Linked DNA regions of Homo sapiens: region 2 is linked to region 1. Evidence: read pairs that join two places in POLR2A ChIA-PET (ENCODE). Cell type or tissue: OCI-LY7. All regions are shown on one strand. Links, peaks and the distances in the headings refer to the core of each region. The heading gives the core; the rest is flanking DNA. Region 1 holds the start of C16orf90 (chromosome 16 open reading frame 90). Region 2 overlaps SLX4 (SLX4 structure-specific endonuclease subunit).

Region 1 (8,326 bases), core at 9-8,008:
CGGCACAGAGGAAGCCCACACCTGGGTGCGCAGAGTCTGGTCCGGCTGGGAGGAGAAGGGCTGTGCTCATCCTGCCCAGAGGGACCTGGGAGCTGGGGTCCCGCGGAGCAGTGACCTCACCTGGTAGGGGGCAGGTGGGGCCGAGGTCCACATCCCTGCCTCTGCTGCTGTCCTCCCTGGTGCCCTCCCTGACCCCGCCCTGCCTTCCTTCATCCGCTGCGCCCTCCACCCACAATGCCATGGCCTGCATTTAGGATCCTCCTGAGGCAGGAGGATCACTTGAGCTCAGGAGTTTGAGACCAGCCTGGGCAACAGCAGGACCCCCTCCCCCCAACTCTTAAAACAACAGAAAATTAGGCCGGGCACGGCGGCTCACGCCTGTAATCCCAGCACTTTGGGAGGCTGAGGTCAGGAGATGGAGATCATCTTGGCTAACACGGTGAAACCCCGTCTCTACTAAAAAAATACAAATAAATTAGCCGGGCGCGGTGGCGGGCGCCTATAGTCCCAGCTACTCGGGAGGCTGAGGCAGGAGAATGGCGTGAACCTGGGAGTTGGAGCTTGAAGTGAGCCGAGATTGCACCACTGCACTCCAGCCTGGGCCACAGAGCAAGACTCCGTCTCAAAAAAAAAAAAAAAAAAAAGACAGTCTGTAACTCAGCCACAGACAGCCGTAGCCAGGATCTCACCCCTGAGAAGGACATCTGCTGCAGCCACATGCTGGCCCCAAAGAAAACTGGCTCTAAATTGGCCTCTAGACAGTTCTAGACTGCATCTCAAAAAAAAAAAGAAAAGAAAATTAGCCAGGCATGGTGGCTGAAAAGGTGGGCTGTTGAGCCCCTACCCACCCTATGGAGCCAAGCTCAGCAGTGTCTCATCCAGGAAGCTCTCACAGACAAGTATGGTGTTCCCACAGGCCCTTGCCCTAGCTCACGCCTCTCATGCCCTGGCAACTAAGAGTGGGGGCGCGGCAGACCCATCCCTGGAGAGACACAGGACTGTTTTTCTCACCAAACTGGCCTGATGACAGACAGGCAGATGGACAAGAACGTGCAGGCCTTGGCTTTTATTGAGATCAGAGCTGTGGGCTCCCCGGCCTCTCAGGGAGGCGGTGGCGGGGGGGCCTGATTCTGCACTCAGCCCGGCCTCCCAGGTACAAGTGGCTGACTGGAGTCTAAGCAGGCTGCAAGGGCACGGCCATGCTTCTATTGCTTCTGCCCCTCCCTCGGAACCTCCTCCTCCTCCCTCTCCCCATCACATTCTCCCGAGGCCCAGGCCTGGGCGCTGGGCCGCTGCCTGGGCCACCCCATGTGGCAGGGCCACTGCCGGGGGCCGAGCCCCTCCTGCTCAGGCTGCCTCCTCGGCCATCCTGCCCCTCCTGTACCCAGTCCTGGCACTCGGGATCCCTATGGCCTCTCCAGGGCCCCAGAGCGGGTTCTCTTGCACAAGGGACACATGGCCTCTTCCCAGGTCCCCCAGGACCTCTTGGGCCTGAGCCTAGAAGGACTAGGCTGGGGGAGGGCACCCTTGTCTGGGTCCATGCTGGAACTGGAAGCTGAGGAAAGAGGAGAGAAAGGAGTCACTTGAGGGACCCAAGGGGAGGCTGGGGGGGAGGCTGGCAGCCCACCCTGGGGTTTCCAGAATCCGATATTCTTGAAAACAGAAGGGAGGAGGGCAATGCTTCCTCCTTAACAGAATCCCCAGGGGAGGGAGGAGGTTGAGGGAACAGAATGGTTCAAGCTGGAAGGACCCTCATCTAACCTGAACCCTCATTTTACAAGTGAGAAAACTGAGGCCCAGCAAGGGAGACAGATTCCAAGGCCCCTCACCGAGTGTGGAGCTGGGGCAGTCACCCAGCCCTCCCTCCCAGATCCTCCCTTTTTCTCGCACCGCTTTGTCCCTGGTGGATTCTCCAGACCCCGCTTAGCTGTGCGTGATGCAGAGATGGGGACAGATTCATCAAGATCTTGGCCTTCTGGGGCATGGTGCCACTGTGGAGGCTTGGGAGTGGAGAAGGGCCCGCCTGAGGCCCCAGCCCAACCATCCCCTAGGGTCTTCCCCCGTGCCCAGTCCTGCCTTGACAGAGCTCACCACTGCTTCCCAGGCTGTCCCTGGGCAATCGGGCTTCCAGAAGGGCTGAACAGAGGCTGTTACGTGGGCCCAGAGTCCCCTGTGGCAGGTCCAGGGCCCAGGCTGTGCCCTCAGGCTGTGGCAGGCAGCCCCCAGCCATAAGCCGGCCCAGCCAGTGGCTCTCACACTGGCCAGTGGGTGGCGGGTGGCTCTCCAGGTAGAGGCCCAGGCCCCGGAGGTGGCGCAGCCGGAAGTTCTTGGGCTTGCTTCCCTGGGCACTGGGGCACTGCGGCTGCGGGGACCCCAGGCCCCCCTCGTAGATGTTGGGGGGTGCGTCAGGGTGGCCGGGGCGTCCTTGGGCCTGGCTCACTGCATCTGCAGAGGAGACAGCGGGAGGGTGGTGGCCAGCCCCCCACAGCAGCCATGAGGGGAGGGTGCAGTCACATACCTCTGAGACCAGCTCACATGATGGGCTACACCCCCAGCCAACCTGGCCTCAGTTTACCTGTGTGTCAAATAGTCTCAGTCCACTGCCTCCCCTGCCCATGCCCAAGACACGACTCCTCTTCCCACTCCCAACCAACAGGGAGGCCTGGGAAGCCTCGGGCCTTGGTACTAAGAGTGCTTTCAGGACCTCAAGTCCTTTCTACTACCCTGTTCTGCCCGCTACCCTAGGAAGAGTATTCTGGTCCCCACAGAGAAATTGCACAGTGGGTTTGAGAGAAAGTGGCCAGCCCAGGGGCTCATGGCCTGGCCCAGTGGCCATTCCCCTCTCCCAAGCATACATGTCCCTGAGGCCACCCCTCGGCTTTGGGCCCAGGTGGGGACAGAAGCCTATCTCTCTTCCTGCCACTCCTCCCCACAGCCCGGCACCTTCTCTTATGTGCAGCTCAGAAAATGCACAGACCAAGGCTTCCATGGAGGGCCAGTGTGGTGGGGAGGAGCAACCAGGACTTGGGTGCAGCAGGGCCCTGCTCTCCCCTGCCTAGGGGGTACATTGGCAGGTCTCCCCTGGCAACTGGTTCTTATGACATCACGGGGAAGACTCCCAGCCTTCCTGGACCCCTAGTTTGGGAGAGGACAGTGCCCAAGGCAAGGGCAGGGTGAAAGAAAGGCATGGGAAGGGGCCAGAACCCTGGGGGAAGTCCCTGGTCCCTCTGGCTGGGGTCAGGCCACATAAAACAGACAGCTCTGGCAAACTGGAGAGTCCTTCTCTCAGGTGATCTCTTGGGGCCAGCTTCCTCATCTGGGGTGGGAAATGAGGGTTCAGGAGTACAGACCTAGGAAGACCTAGGTCGGTACTTTGAAAATGCTGAAAAGGGGCTGGGGGCGGTGGCTCATGCCTGTAATCCCAGCACTGTGGGAGGCCGAGGCAGGCTGATCAGTTGAGGTCTGTGGGAGGCCGGGGTGGGCGGATCATGAGGTCAGGAGATCGAGACCATCCTGGCTAACACGGTGAAACCCCGTCTCTACTAAAAATACAAAAAAATTAGCCGGGCGTCGTGGCGGGAGCCTGTAGTCCCAGTTACTCAGGAGGCTGAGGCAGGAGAATGGCGTGAACCCGGGAGGCGAAGCTTGCAGTGAGCCCAGATCGCGCCACTGCACTCCAGCCTGGGCTGCAGAGCGAGACTCCGTCTCAAAAAAAAAAAAAAGTTAAACATTCATCTTTCCGGACCTGGCCAAGCAGGAAGCGCCATCATGGGAGCTGACGTCCGCCACAAGAAGGACCTAAAGGTTCGGCGCAAAGAGCCCAAGAGCCAGGATATCTAACTGAGGCTGTTTGTTGGTCAAGCTGTACAGGTTACCGTCCAGACGAACTAACTCCACATTCAACCAGGTTGTGCTGAAGAGGTTGTTTATGAGTCGCACCAACCGGCCACCTCTGTCCGTTTCCCGGATGATCCGGAAGATGAAGCTTCCTGGCTGGGAAAACAAAACGGCCGTGGTTGTGGGGACGCTTAACGGATGACGCGAGGGTTCAGGAGGTGCCCAAACTTAAGGTGTGTGCGCTGCCCGTGACCAGCCGGCCCACAGCGGCATCCTCAGGGTGGGGGCCAAGATCCTGACTTTCGATCAGCTGGCCCTGGACTCCCTCAAGGACGGCGGCCCCGTCCTACTCTCCGGTCTTCGCAAGGGCCGACAGGTGTACCGGCATTTCGGCAAGGCCCTGGGAACCCCACACAGCCACACCAAACGCTATTTCCGCTCCAGGGACCAGAAGTTCGAGCGCGCCAGAGGCCTACGGGCCAGCCGAGGCTACAAAAACGAACCCTCTTATTAAAAAGATTTTGGATGCTGACAAAAAAACAAAAAGTTAAAACATTCAATTTTCTCTTGTCACAGACGACCTGATTTTTCTTTTTTTCTTTTCTTTTTTTTTTTTTTTAAGATGGAGTCTCACTTTGGCGCCCAGGCTGGAGTGCAGTGGCGCGATCTCGGTTCACTGCAACCTCCGCCTCCCGAGTTCAAGAGCTTCTCCTGCCTCGGCCTCCCCAGCAGGTGGGATTACAGGCACCCACCACCACGCCCAACGGATCTTTGTATTTTTAGTAGAGACAGGCTTTCGCCATGTTGGCCAGGCTGGTCTCAAACTCCTGACGTCAGGTGATCCGCCCACCTCGGCCTCCCAAAGTGCTGGGATTACAGGCATGACCCACCGCGCCCAGCAACCTGATCTTGTATGTAGGAAATATTAAATAATTCATACTTGAAAAAAAAAAATCCTGAACCTAGTAGAGCTTTTTCAGAGCTAATGAAGTTCAGAAAAATCTCAAGTCATAAAATCACCACACAAAAATTAATTGTATTTCTAGATACTAGCAAAGAATAAAAAGAATAAAATAGGAATACATTTAACCAAGGAGGTATAAGACAACTCTGAATACTATAAAACATTGCTGAGAGAATCTAAAGACTTAAATAAATTGGAAAGCATCACATGTTCATGGACTGAAGACTTAATATTGTTAAGATAGCAACACTCCCCAAAGTGCTCAGTACAATTCTTATCAAAATCAAAATGGCCTTCATGTAGTGTATTAGGCTTCTCCAGAGAAATATAGTCAGCAGAATGTATATAGATATTTACAGAGAAAATATTTATTAGAGGATAAATAAATCTCCTTATATAATTTTTTCTGAGATAGGGCCTTGCTCCATTGCCCAGGCTGAAGTACAGTGACATGATCACGGCTCACTGCAACCTCAACTTACCAGGCTCAGGCAATCCTCCCACCTTAGCCTCCCAAGTAGCTGGGACTACAGGTGTGCACCACCAGGCCTGGCTAATTTTTTAATTTATTTTCATTTTTTAATTTTTAATTTTTTAAATTTTTGCTGATGGAGATCTCACCATGTTGCCCAGAGCTAGTCTTGAACTCCTGGGCTCAAGTGATCCTCCTGCCTCCACCTCCCAAAGTGCTGGGGTGATAGGTGTGAGCCGCCGTGCCCAGCCAAGAGAAGATTTATTAGGGATATTGGCTTATGTGATTATCCGGGCTGAGAAGTCGCACAATATGCTGCCTGCAAGCTGGAGAACCAGGAAAACTGGTGCTGTAATTAAGTCTGGGTTCAAAAGCATGAGAATCTGGGTAGGGGTGGGGGTGAGGGCTGGTGTAAGTCCTGGTGTCCAGAAGTCCAAGAACCAGGAGCTCCAATGTCCAAGGGCACGGGAAGAAGGATGTCCCAGCCCATGAAGAGAGTGTGAATTCACCCCTCCTCTGCATTTTTGTCATAATTGGGCACCCAGCAGATTGGATGATGCCCACCACACTGGTGAGGGCAATCTTCTTTTTTTTTACTCAGTCTAGCAATTCAAATGCTAATCTCTTCTGGAAACGCTTACACAAGCACACTGAAAAATAATGTTTTACCAGCTATCAGGCATCCCAGTCAAGTTGACACACAAAATTAAGCATCACAAGCAGAAATGGAAAAGCTAATCCTAAAATTCATGTGAAATTACAAGGGAGCCCAAATAACCACAACAATCTTGGAAAAGCAAATCTTCAGAAATCAGAAACACGGCTGGGCATGGTGGCTCACACCTGTAATCCCAGCACTTTGGGACACTCAGGTGGTCAGATCACCTGAGGTCAAGAGTTTGTGACCAGCCTGGCCAACATAGGCGGGCGGATCATGAGGTCGGGAGATCCAGACCATCCTGGCAAACACGGTGAAAGCCCGTCTCTACTAAAAATACAAAAAAATTAGCCGGGTGTGGTGGTGGGCGCCTGTAGTCCCAGCTACTTGGGAGGCCGAGGCAGGAGAATGGCGTAAACCCAGGAGGCAGAGCTTGCAGTGAGCCGAGATCGCACCACTGGCACTCCAGACTGGGTAACAGAGCGAGACTCCATCTCAAAAAACAAACAAACAAACAAACAAACAACAACAACAAAAAAAAGTGAAAAGACAACCTATGAAATGGAAGAAAATATTGGCAAATCATATATCTGATAAGGGTCTCATAGGCAGAATATATAAAGAACACTTACAATTCAAAAACAAAAGGATGTTCAACCCAATTTTGAAATGGGCAAAGAAAATGAATAGACATTTTTCCAATGGAAATATACAAATGGTCATCAAACACGTAAAAAGATGTTCAACATCTTTAATCATCAGGGAAATGCAGGCCGCGTGCGGTGACTCACGCCAACATGGCGAAACTCCGTCTCTACCCAAAATACAAAAATTAGCTGGGCGCGGTGGCGCGCGTCTGTAATCCCAGCTCCTCCGGAGGCTGAGGCAGGAAAATCGCTTGAACCCTGGAGGCGGAGGTTTCAGTGAGCCGAGATTGTGCCACTGCACTCCAGCCTGGGCAACAAGAGCAAGAGTCCATCTCAAAAAAAAAAGTTCAAGTTGATCAACATCCTTTCAAGCCCTTGGCATTGTCAAGAGTTTTTTGTTGTTTTAGCCATTTTATCTAGATTTAATTTTTAGGTTTTTAACGTGTTACCTGATATTTTAGCCAGTTTAATAACTTCATAGTGATATCTCATTGTGGTTTTAATATGCACTTCTCTAATAATAGCCTTGATCATCTCTTCATTTGCATATTAGCCATCCATATATCTTCTTTTGTGAAGTAGCTTTTAAAATGTTTTCTCCATTCTCTAATTAGACTGTTTCTCATTATTGAGTGTTGAGAGTTCTTGATACATTCTGGATACACGTCTCTTTATCAGATATGTGTTTTGTGCATATTTTCTTCTAGACTGTGGCTTATCTTTTGTTTTTCTTAATAACACGTGAAGCAACATTTATGGGAGGCCATTGTTTTGGAGCGAGCTCCTGCACAAGGTACCAACGGACCAGACCAAACCAGAATGGAATCGCTAGTGCAAGGTGCCACGTAATCAATGCGAACTTAGAGACAGGCCAGTCTGCCAAAACACAGAAGATTCACTGCAACCAACAAAAGGGGCCCTGTCCACCTAGGCTGGCATAAGGAAGCCCCCTCTGCTTTAACCCAAAGAAATGCATCTGAAATAACCTGATGCCAACCAATCGCTTTGTGCACTACGCTGTTTCCTTGTTCCTGCTCAAGCTACCTTACAAAACCCGGCTGCTGTGCCACGCCTGGCGGGGCATCTCCCCATTTCACACGTGGAGGCCGCCCCTTCCTGCCGTCTCCTCGCGCCCCCATGCAGAGGCTAGGGCTGCCGGGACCCGCGCGGCGCGAGCGGCTCAGGGCCCCTTTCCGGCCTGTTGTGCAGCCCGAGCCGTCTGCGCGTGCGCGAGACCGAGGCCTGGCCTGCCTCTGGGCGCCCACAGTGATCCCGTCCTCCGCTCGGCAACCAGATTCCGACGAGGAGCGCGCTGTGCCTCGGACGGGGGAAGGCGGGCTTCCTGAGTATAGTGCATTTTTTTTTTTTTTTTTTTTTTGAGACAGAGTCTCGCTCTGTCGCCAGGCCGAAGGGCAGTGGCGCGATCTCGGCTCACTGCAACCTCTGCCTGCCGGGTTCAAGTAATTCTTCTGCCTCAGCCTCCCGAGTAGCTGGGATTACAGGTGTGCGCCACCACGCTTGGCAAATTTTTGTATTTTTTGGTAGAGACGGGGTTTCGCCATGTTGGCCAGGCTGGTCTCGAACTCCTGACCTCAAGTGATCCGCCCGCCTCGGCATCCCAAAGTGCTGGGATTGTAGGCGTGAGCCCCCGCGCCCAGCCAAGCATCGTGCATTCTTTATAGAAATGAGGGGGAAATAAGCAATATGGAAAGCGCCTAGCGCAATATCAAGCACGTAGTAGGTACTCA
Region 2 (8,326 bases), core at 193-8,192, 110 kb after region 1:
TTCAGTACTTGGAGGTATTCTAAAGGCAGACATACTTTATCTGAGCAGGTGCTTTTGGCGTGGTCCTGCCAAGAAAGAAACAATGGCTTAGATGACGTCTATTCTAAGGCCTCAAGGCTTGCACCCCTGCCATGCTAAATACAGATGCGCTCCTCCACCAAGAGAATCCCCTCTGCCCTCTGCCATCTCAGCCCCGAGCCAGCTCAGCTGCCCATGACCTGTGTGCAAAGCAGGGGGCGGGACAAACAGCTATCGCCTTTGGCCTTCCCTTTGCTCCTGACAGCGGTCTCAAACCTGGAGGAGTCAAAGGTCCAAGATGCCTTTGTTCACTATGAACCTGGTGTCAGCTCTAGCGTCCTCAGCAGCAGGGCAGCGTGGAGCAGGGCCAGCCCTCTGGCACTTGTGTGGCTGTGGTTTGCATGCTGAGGACTTGTTTCCTGGCTGTGAGCAAGGCAACTCATTTTAACTTTTAAGCATTAATTCATGCAAGATTTTTAAAAAATAGGGTCCTACACTTCTGTTGCACCAACTTTGTTGTTGTTTTTGTTTGTTTTATGAAGACAGGTTCTTGCCCTGTCGCCCAGGCTGGAGTGCAGTGGTGCAATCACAGCTCATTGCAACCTTGGCCTCCCAGGCTCAAGTGATCCTTCCGCCTCAGCCTCCCACGTAGCTGGGACTACAGGTGTGCAGCACCACAGCCAGCTAATTTTTTAATTTTTTGTAGTGATGGGTCTTGCTATGTAGTCCAGGCTGGCCTTGAACTCCTGGGCTCAAGTGATCCTTCCGCCCTGGCCTCCCAAAGTATTGAGATTACAGGTGTAAGCTACCGTGCCTGGCCAATCACCAAATCTGTGAACTGTGCTGAGTAATCTTATGTTAACAGTGTGAAAACTGGACTGTGCTGAGGTGGAAACCATGCTGTCCAACAACGAAATGGATGGAGTAAAGTGACTACCAAATTCTTAGATGTGGTAAAGCAGTAGTCCCCAACCTTTTTGGTACCAGGAACTGGTTTCATGGAAGACAATTTTTCCATGGGACAGGAGTAGGGGAATGGTTTCAGCATCAAAGCATTCCACCTCAGATCATCAGGCTTTAGATTTTCATAAGGAGAGCTCAACCTAGATTCCATGCATGTGCGGCTCACAACAGGGTTTGTGTTCCTGTGAGTCTAATGCCACCACTGATCTGACAGGAGGCGGAGCTCAGGCAGTAAAGCTTGCCTGCCCGCTGCTCACCTCCTGCTGTGTGGCCAGGTTCCTAACAGGCCACAGACCGGTACTGGTCCGAGGCTGGGGGGTTGGGGACCCCTGCACTAGAGGGTACCGACTGTGGGATCATGGGATTGGAAACTCAGGAAGGACCTTGAGGAAAACAGTGCGAAGATCATTTCTGCACCCCCCTAAAGGGGCAGGTCCAGAGCCTTCCAGAATGCAGATTCTGTCCCCTCCTCACTCCCTTCTAGACTGTGCCCGATTTCCGCCCTAAGTGTTTCATTTCCAGAATCAAAGAGGGCTCTTTTTCCCTCCAACACTATAAAAAGCTTTTTTTTTTTTTTTTTTTTTTTTTTTTTGGAGACAGGATCTCACTCTGTCCAGGCTGGAGTGCAGTGGTACGATCTTGGCTCACTGCAACCTCTACCTTCTGGGTTCAAGTGATTCTCCTGCCTCAGCCTCCCAAGTAGCTGGGACTACAGGCATGTGCCACCATGCTAATTTTTGTATTTTTAGTAGAGACGAGATTGTACCATGTCGGCCAGGCTGGTATCGAACTCCTGATCTAAGGTGATCTGCCCACCTTGGCCTCCCAAAGTGCTGCGATTACAGGTGTGAACTACTGCGTCCAGCCCATAAAAAGCTTTTTTAAATAGAAAAAGCCCTGAGTGCACACAGCATTATTTGGCTTGGTTTTCTTCCTTTTCGTCGACTTACCTGAACATGGGTGGGCTGCTGCTACCCTCAGGCTGTGCTGTCTGCAGCCGCACAGCCTGAAGCAGGAGCTGGGGGCCAACCTCCATCTTCACAGCACACTGCTTCAAGTGACTGGTTCTGCTCTTTAAGGTAAGAAACGGTTTCCCACAAATCGGGCACTCAGGGATCTGAGGCACAGAAGGTCTTAGTGTCTTTTCAGCTTCATCCAAGCACCTGAAGGAAAACAGTCAATACAGGAGAACCACCCTCCCCAGGAATGTGGATTGGAGCAAATGTGGGTCCAGGTCAACACAGACGTGCTGTGGTCAAAGCAAGTTCCCCAAAGCCAATCCCCTCTACACAGCCTGGCTCCGTCTCCCGGCAGTCAGCCCCTAGACACTACACTTAGGTATCTGTCAGCAAAGTTGGCTAAAGAAAGCAAGGAAAGATTAAATGCAGTTACATGATGACTTAGAAATTCCACTCCTAAGTAGAGACCCCAAAGAACTGAAAGCAGGTACCCAAACAAATACATGAAACCCATGTTCACGGCAGCTCTATCCACAATCCCAAAGGGTAGAAATGCTCCAAATGTCCGCCAATGGACGAAAGGATAAACCATGGTCATATTCCTCATCTAAGAATGGGAAAAACACAGTCTAGCCATACAATGAGATACTGCTCAGCCATAAAAAGGAATGAAGCCTGCTCCATGCTACAACATGGATGAACCTCAAAAACAACATATTAAGTCAAAGAAGGCAGACACAAAAGGACAACTGTGCAATTTCAGAATCGGCAAATCCATCCAGACAGAATGTTGATTAGTGGTTGTCAGGGGAGAGAGGGGCAATAGGGAGTGGCTGCCAATGGGTGTGGGGATTCTTTTGGGGGTGATGAAAATAATCCAGAAGTGATTGTGGTGACAGTTGCCCAACTGTGTGAATATCCCAAAAGTAGTGATTTGTTCAGTTTAAATGGGTGAACTATATGTTCTGTGAATTGTATCTCAACGAAGTTATTTTTAAAAAGGGGTAGGTTGACAACAAAGCTGAGGTGCTGTTGTCATGGTAAGGTGTGGAGATCCGCACTCCAGCCCTGGGGTGCTTGGGGATTCTGGTCACATACACGGGAGAGGCGACGGCCCAAGCTGCCCCCACCTGTTCACATGCTGTTCCCTTCGGGTCACGTTCATGGCTGAGAGGTTCTTTTGACAAATCTGGCAGAAGAACAAACCCTTTTCCTCCAGGCTATCATCATGTGCCGATGCTCCTACCCGTGCAAACTCCTGCTGCAGGGTCAAGGCCACCGCAGCGTCGCTCTCTGGGGCAGGGGGCCCAAGCCCATACACTGTGGAGAAGCACCAAAGATCCGTGAGAATAAACTCCAAAGACAAGCTCACCCTCAGACCTCTGCTCTGTCAGCTCCTGCAGACCATGGGGAGCAGGTGGAACGCAAAGAAACCAGAACCCAGCTCCACTCTGCAGGCTGGTGACTTGGACACTGTCCAGTGAGACTGGGCACTAATCAGCACTCCGGGAACAGCCGTCTCCAACTTTAACATGGATATGCATTACCTGGGAAGCTTGTCGACACTCAGATTCAAATTCAAGGGGTCCAGGTGCAGCCTGAGACTCTCCGCATTTCTAGCAGCCTCCAGGCTTGGCGATGCTGGCAGCACAGGACCACTCTGAGTAGCAAGGACCTAAACTTTCCCACTTCTGCTGAAGTTGGCTACCTCGGGCATTGCAAGTTCACAAGGCTCATATTCCAACAAAGCTAGATGTTCTCTTCAAAACTCACCCTTTCCTGCTGACCTTTTACTGCCCATGATAAAACCAGGGCAGAGTGAAATGCCTTTGGCGTTTAAAAGGCAGCATCTCTTACTTAGCATCAGACTCAAGAATGGACTGATTCTGGTCTTGAGATGGCTCCCAGGGTGGCCCATCTGATATTGCTGGAGCAGACCCCTGTCACTCACAAGGGATATGCCCTGAACGCCTCATAAATCCCCAAGTTCTTCATGGCTGTGGCCTACCAGTGCCTGCCACTGAGGCCAGCAAAACAGCACACCTTCATTTTGGTGCCCTGTTTTGTTTGTTTGTTTGTTTTTGAGATGGAGTCTCACACTCTGTCGCCAGGCTGGAGTGCAACGACGCGATCTCAGCTCACTGCAACCTCTGCCTCCCGGGTCCAAGCGATTCTCCTGCCTCAGCCTCCTGAGTAGCTGGGATTACAGGTGCCCACCACACCTGGCTAATTTTTAGTAGAGACAGGGCTTCACCATGTTGGCCAGGGTGGTCCTGAATTCCTGACCTCAGGTGATCTGCCCGCCTTGGCCTCCCCAAAGTGCTGGGATTACAGGCGTGAGCCACCGCGTCCAGCCTGGTTTGGTTTCTTAACAAACAAATGGTTTATCTCTTTCTGAGCACTTGCTGGGTGTGATGTGAAGATACAGAGAGAACTGAGTCAAATGCTGGGCAGGGGCGGAGCTCACACCAGCTGGGTGCCTCCTCTGCAACTCACATGTGCGTCCAGGACTGATGCCTCGGCAGGACATCAAATCACTGCCTGCTGTGGACCCTGGGGTGGCCTGAGACTCCTCCGTGCTACTGCAGTGAAATCTGCAATGCAATGCCAAGATCCTGCATACTTATTAGCTGTAGGTCTGCCGATAATGGTTTCTTCCTATTTCTTTTCCTTTTGTATATTTTCATCAGAGATGAGAATCCATATTGTTTTGGGGATGGAGAACAGGAGCACCTGGCATTATTACGCTTATTGGGCCGGTGCCACACCAAGTACACAGCAGCTATGGGGCACTGTCGCCACCCTGTCTCACCTGCAGCCAATGAGCCTCTAATCTACTCAGAGTGGGGCAACCCAATGGTTAGAGGAAGGAGTTAACGATCCCATAAAGAAATAAATCCAGAAAGTGGGAAATCTTATAATACAATTAGCCTAGCCTCTTCAAAAACTCAGTGTCATAGGGCTGGGTGTGGTGGTTCACACCTGTAATCCTAGCACTTTGGGAGGCTGAGGAGGGCAGATCCCCTGAGCTCAGGAGTTCAAGACCAGCCTGGGCAACATGGTGAAACCCCATTTCTAGTAAAAATACAAAAAAATTAGCCGGGTGTGGTGGTGGGTGCTTGTAATCCCAGCTACTCAGGAGGCCGAGGCACGAGAATAGCTTGAACCTGGGAGGCAGAGGTTGCAGTGAACCGAGATTGTGCCACTGCACTCTAGCCAAGCCTCTGTCAAAAAAAAAAAAAAAAAAAGTCAGTGTCATGGAAAACAAAAGGAAATGGGGGACTATTCTAGAATCTAGACCTTAGGATACTGCTGAGCTACAGCAATATGCAGTGTGTGAACTTACTGAATCCTTGTTCAGAAAAAAAAGAAACCAGCTACAAAAAATAACCTTGAGACAACCAGGGAAATTTGAGTTTGAACTGGACGCCAGGCACTATTATGGAATTAAGCGTGCTAATGGTATTGTGGTTATGCAGCAGAATCTAGGGGTAAAGGATCCTAATGTCTATAATTTACCTTCAGATAATATGGAAGAAAAATATGTACGCTTGGCTAGGCACGGTGGCTCACGTCTGTAATCCCAGCACTTTGGGAGACTGAGGTGGACAGATCACAAGGTCAGGAGTTCCAGAACAGCCTGGCCGGCATGGTGAAACCCCAACTCTACTAAAAATACAAAAATTAGCTGGACGTGGTGGTGCATGCCTGTAGTCCCAGCTTCCTGGAAGCTGAGGCAGGAGAATGGCTTGAACCCAGGAGGTGGAGTTTGCAGTGAGCCGAGATTGCGCCACTGCACCCCAACCTGGGAGACAGACCAAGACTCCATCTCAAAAAAAAAAAAAAATGTATATTTATAAAGACATAAACAAATGGCCAAATGTTAACATTTGTTAAATCTAGATTGAGGTATAGGGGATTAGGGGATTCATTGTAATTTTTTTTTTTTTTTTTTTGAGACAGGGTCTCACTCTGTTGCCCTGGAGTGCAATGATGCAATCACAGCTCACTGCAGCTCAACGTCCTGGGCTCAAGCAATCCTCCCACCTCAGCCTCCCGAGTAGCTGGGACTACAGTTGTGCACCATCATGCCCAGCTAATTAAAAAAAAATTTTTTTTTGAGTCAGAGTCTTGCTCTGTTGCCCAGGCTGGAGTGCAGTGGTGCAATCTCGGCTCACTGCAAGCTCTGTCTCCCAGGTTCACGCCATTCTCCTGCCTCAGCCTCCCGAGTAGCTGGGACTACAGGCACCCACCACCATACCTTGCTAATTTTTTGTATTTTTCATAGAGATGGGGTTTCACTGTGTTAGCCAGGATGGTCTCAATCTCCTGACCTTGTGATCTGCGCACCTCGGCCTCCCAAAGTGCTGGCATTACAGGCGTGAGCCACCACGCCTGGCCCCTAAAATTTTTTTGTAGAGATGGGGGTCTCACTATGTTGTCCAGGCTGGTCTCGAACTTGTGACCTCAAGTAGTCCTCCTGCCTTGGCCTCCCAAAGTTTTGGGATTATAGGCATGAGCCATCATGCCTGGCTTCATTGTAATTAAAACAACAACAACAAAAAAACCTTTTCTGAAAGGAAGAGTTCTTTGTGAATACTGAGGGTTATCTTTTTAAAAGGAAAAAACTGAAAGGGAAAGCTTTCATAATAAAAAGTCATAATTTTTAAAAAAAGGAGGCCAGGCACAGTGGCTCACGCCTGTAATCCCAGCACTTTGGGAGGCCAAGGCGGGTGGATCACGAGGTCAGGAGATCGAGACCATCCTGGCTAACAAGGTGAAACCTTGTCTCTACTAAAAATACAAAAAATTAGCCAGGCGTGGTGGTGGGAGCCTGTAGTCCCAGCTACTCGGGAGGCTGAGGCAGGAGAATGGCGTGAACCTGGGAGGTGGAGCTTGCAGTGAGCTAATATCGTGCCACTGCACTCCAGCCTGGGTGACGGAGCGAGACTCCATCTCAAAAAAAAAAAAAAAAAAAAAAAAGGAAGAGGGCCAGGTGCAATGGTTCACGCCTGTAATCCCAGCACTTTGGGGAGCTGAGGTAGGCAGATCACTTGAGGTCAGGAGTTCGAGACCAGCCTGGCCAACTTGGCGAAACCCTGTCTCTACTAAAAATACAAAAATTGGCCAGGTGTGGTGGCACACGTCTGTAATCCCACTGGCTGGGGCAAGATAATTGCTTGAACCTGGGAGGCGGAGGTTGCAGTGAGCTGAGATCATGTCACTGCACTCCAGCCTGGGTGACAGAGCAAGGCTCTGTCTCAGAAAAAAAAACAAAACGGTACCTTATCAAGGAAGCTAGGTGGGAAATGATCCCAGAGACTCTTCATTCTCTGGCTGGATCCAGTGAAGTGGCAAAGGTAAAACATCAAGCAGAGAGCCTATCCACAGAAGAAACTCAACAAATGCTGATTCCTTCCCGCCTCCCTTCCTCAGAGTTGTATTAACTTATCTCTGTGTGGAAGACAGAAACACACTCATCATACCATTCCCCGCCATCATCTCCTCTTGAGGATCCTTTGGGACATTTTCTTCCCGCGCAGCCTCGAGGGAGCACTCTTCTGAAGCGTGTCTCAAACGCTCGGGGTCTGCTCTCTTGAACTGCTGCATTCGCTGTAGGACCAATTGTGCTGTGCGGGGTTTGGAGGGACTTGGCACTGCTGTTGTCAAACAGGAAGGAGGAGGCTGGGAGTCGCTGTTGGGCACATTCTCTGGCAAGGAGGAAAATATTCACAACCATCTGTTGTAGCTGGAGAAATAAAAGACTTTTCTACCAGATACAGGTTAGACGCAAGTTTCAAGAGTCCTTTATCAACTAGTTTAGGTTTGACTCACAAATGTGAAGAGGACTGGTTGCTTGTTGGTAACCTCTTTGTTTATGGCAATATAGACATAAATATCAATAACAGGAGGGGAATGGGATGTGACTGCTAATGAGCATGGGGTTTATTTTTAGGATGATAAAACTGTTCTAACGTTAGGTAGTGGTGGTGGTTGGACAAGTCTGTGAATATACTAAAAACCACTGAACCATACCCTTTTAAATGGTGAATTTTATGGAATATCAATTATACCCCAATAAAGCTATTATTAAAGAAATATTAATGACAAAGGTTTATGTCCTAGATCAGTTCTTCTTTAACTTGGGATCCACGGATGATCTTCAGTGGGGATCCATGAACCCCATGAAGTTGTGTGCCAGTTTTGCAGATACGCGCATGGATACGTGTTTTGGGGGAACCATGCATAGATTTCATCCGACTGGCAAAGAGCACGAGAGACCAGTAAAGTTGGTGAGGCAACACTGCTGATGCCTTCCAGTAGTCTATGCGACCTGAGACTCTACCACCACTCTACTGAGAGGTTATTAAGATCAGGAAGTGAGG

The links. ChIA-PET counts read pairs that join two places held together with the same protein. Peaks named below come from ENCODE experiments on the same cell type or tissue, not always from the same donor. Only the 100,000 strongest peaks of a DNase experiment are listed, where the experiment ranks them.
Region 2: POLR2A ChIA-PET joins it to region 1 with 27 read pairs; 4 of 35 experiments call an interaction of 5 or more read pairs at or near these places.

The regions. Positions count from the first base shown.
Region 1 is chr16:3,492,433-3,500,758 of GRCh38, forward strand. It overlaps C16orf90 (chromosome 16 open reading frame 90), which reads right to left and starts at 3,057. Exons shown (of 3, transcript NM_001080524.2): 1 at 2,944-3,057; 2 at 2,092-2,445; 3 at 1,052-1,555. The coding sequence starts at 2,989. The coding sequence ends at 1,407. It also overlaps a transcript of CLUAP1 not described here and the pseudogene RPL18P12. RefSeq lists a silencer at 616-825 and an enhancer at 8,257-8,306. In OCI-LY7, for the core only: no CTCF peak of the experiment used is centred there; no DNase peak of the experiment used is centred there.
Region 2 is chr16:3,599,048-3,607,373 of GRCh38, forward strand. It overlaps SLX4 (SLX4 structure-specific endonuclease subunit), which reads right to left. Exons shown (of 15, transcript NM_032444.4): 3 at 7,427-7,651; 4 at 3,071-3,260; 5 at 1,932-2,144. Among named protein-coding and RNA genes, the nearest start is that of SLX4, 8.4 kb to the right of the region's middle. In OCI-LY7, for the core only: no CTCF peak of the experiment used is centred there; no DNase peak of the experiment used is centred there; H3K4me3 peaks cover 595 bases; H3K27ac peaks cover 746 bases.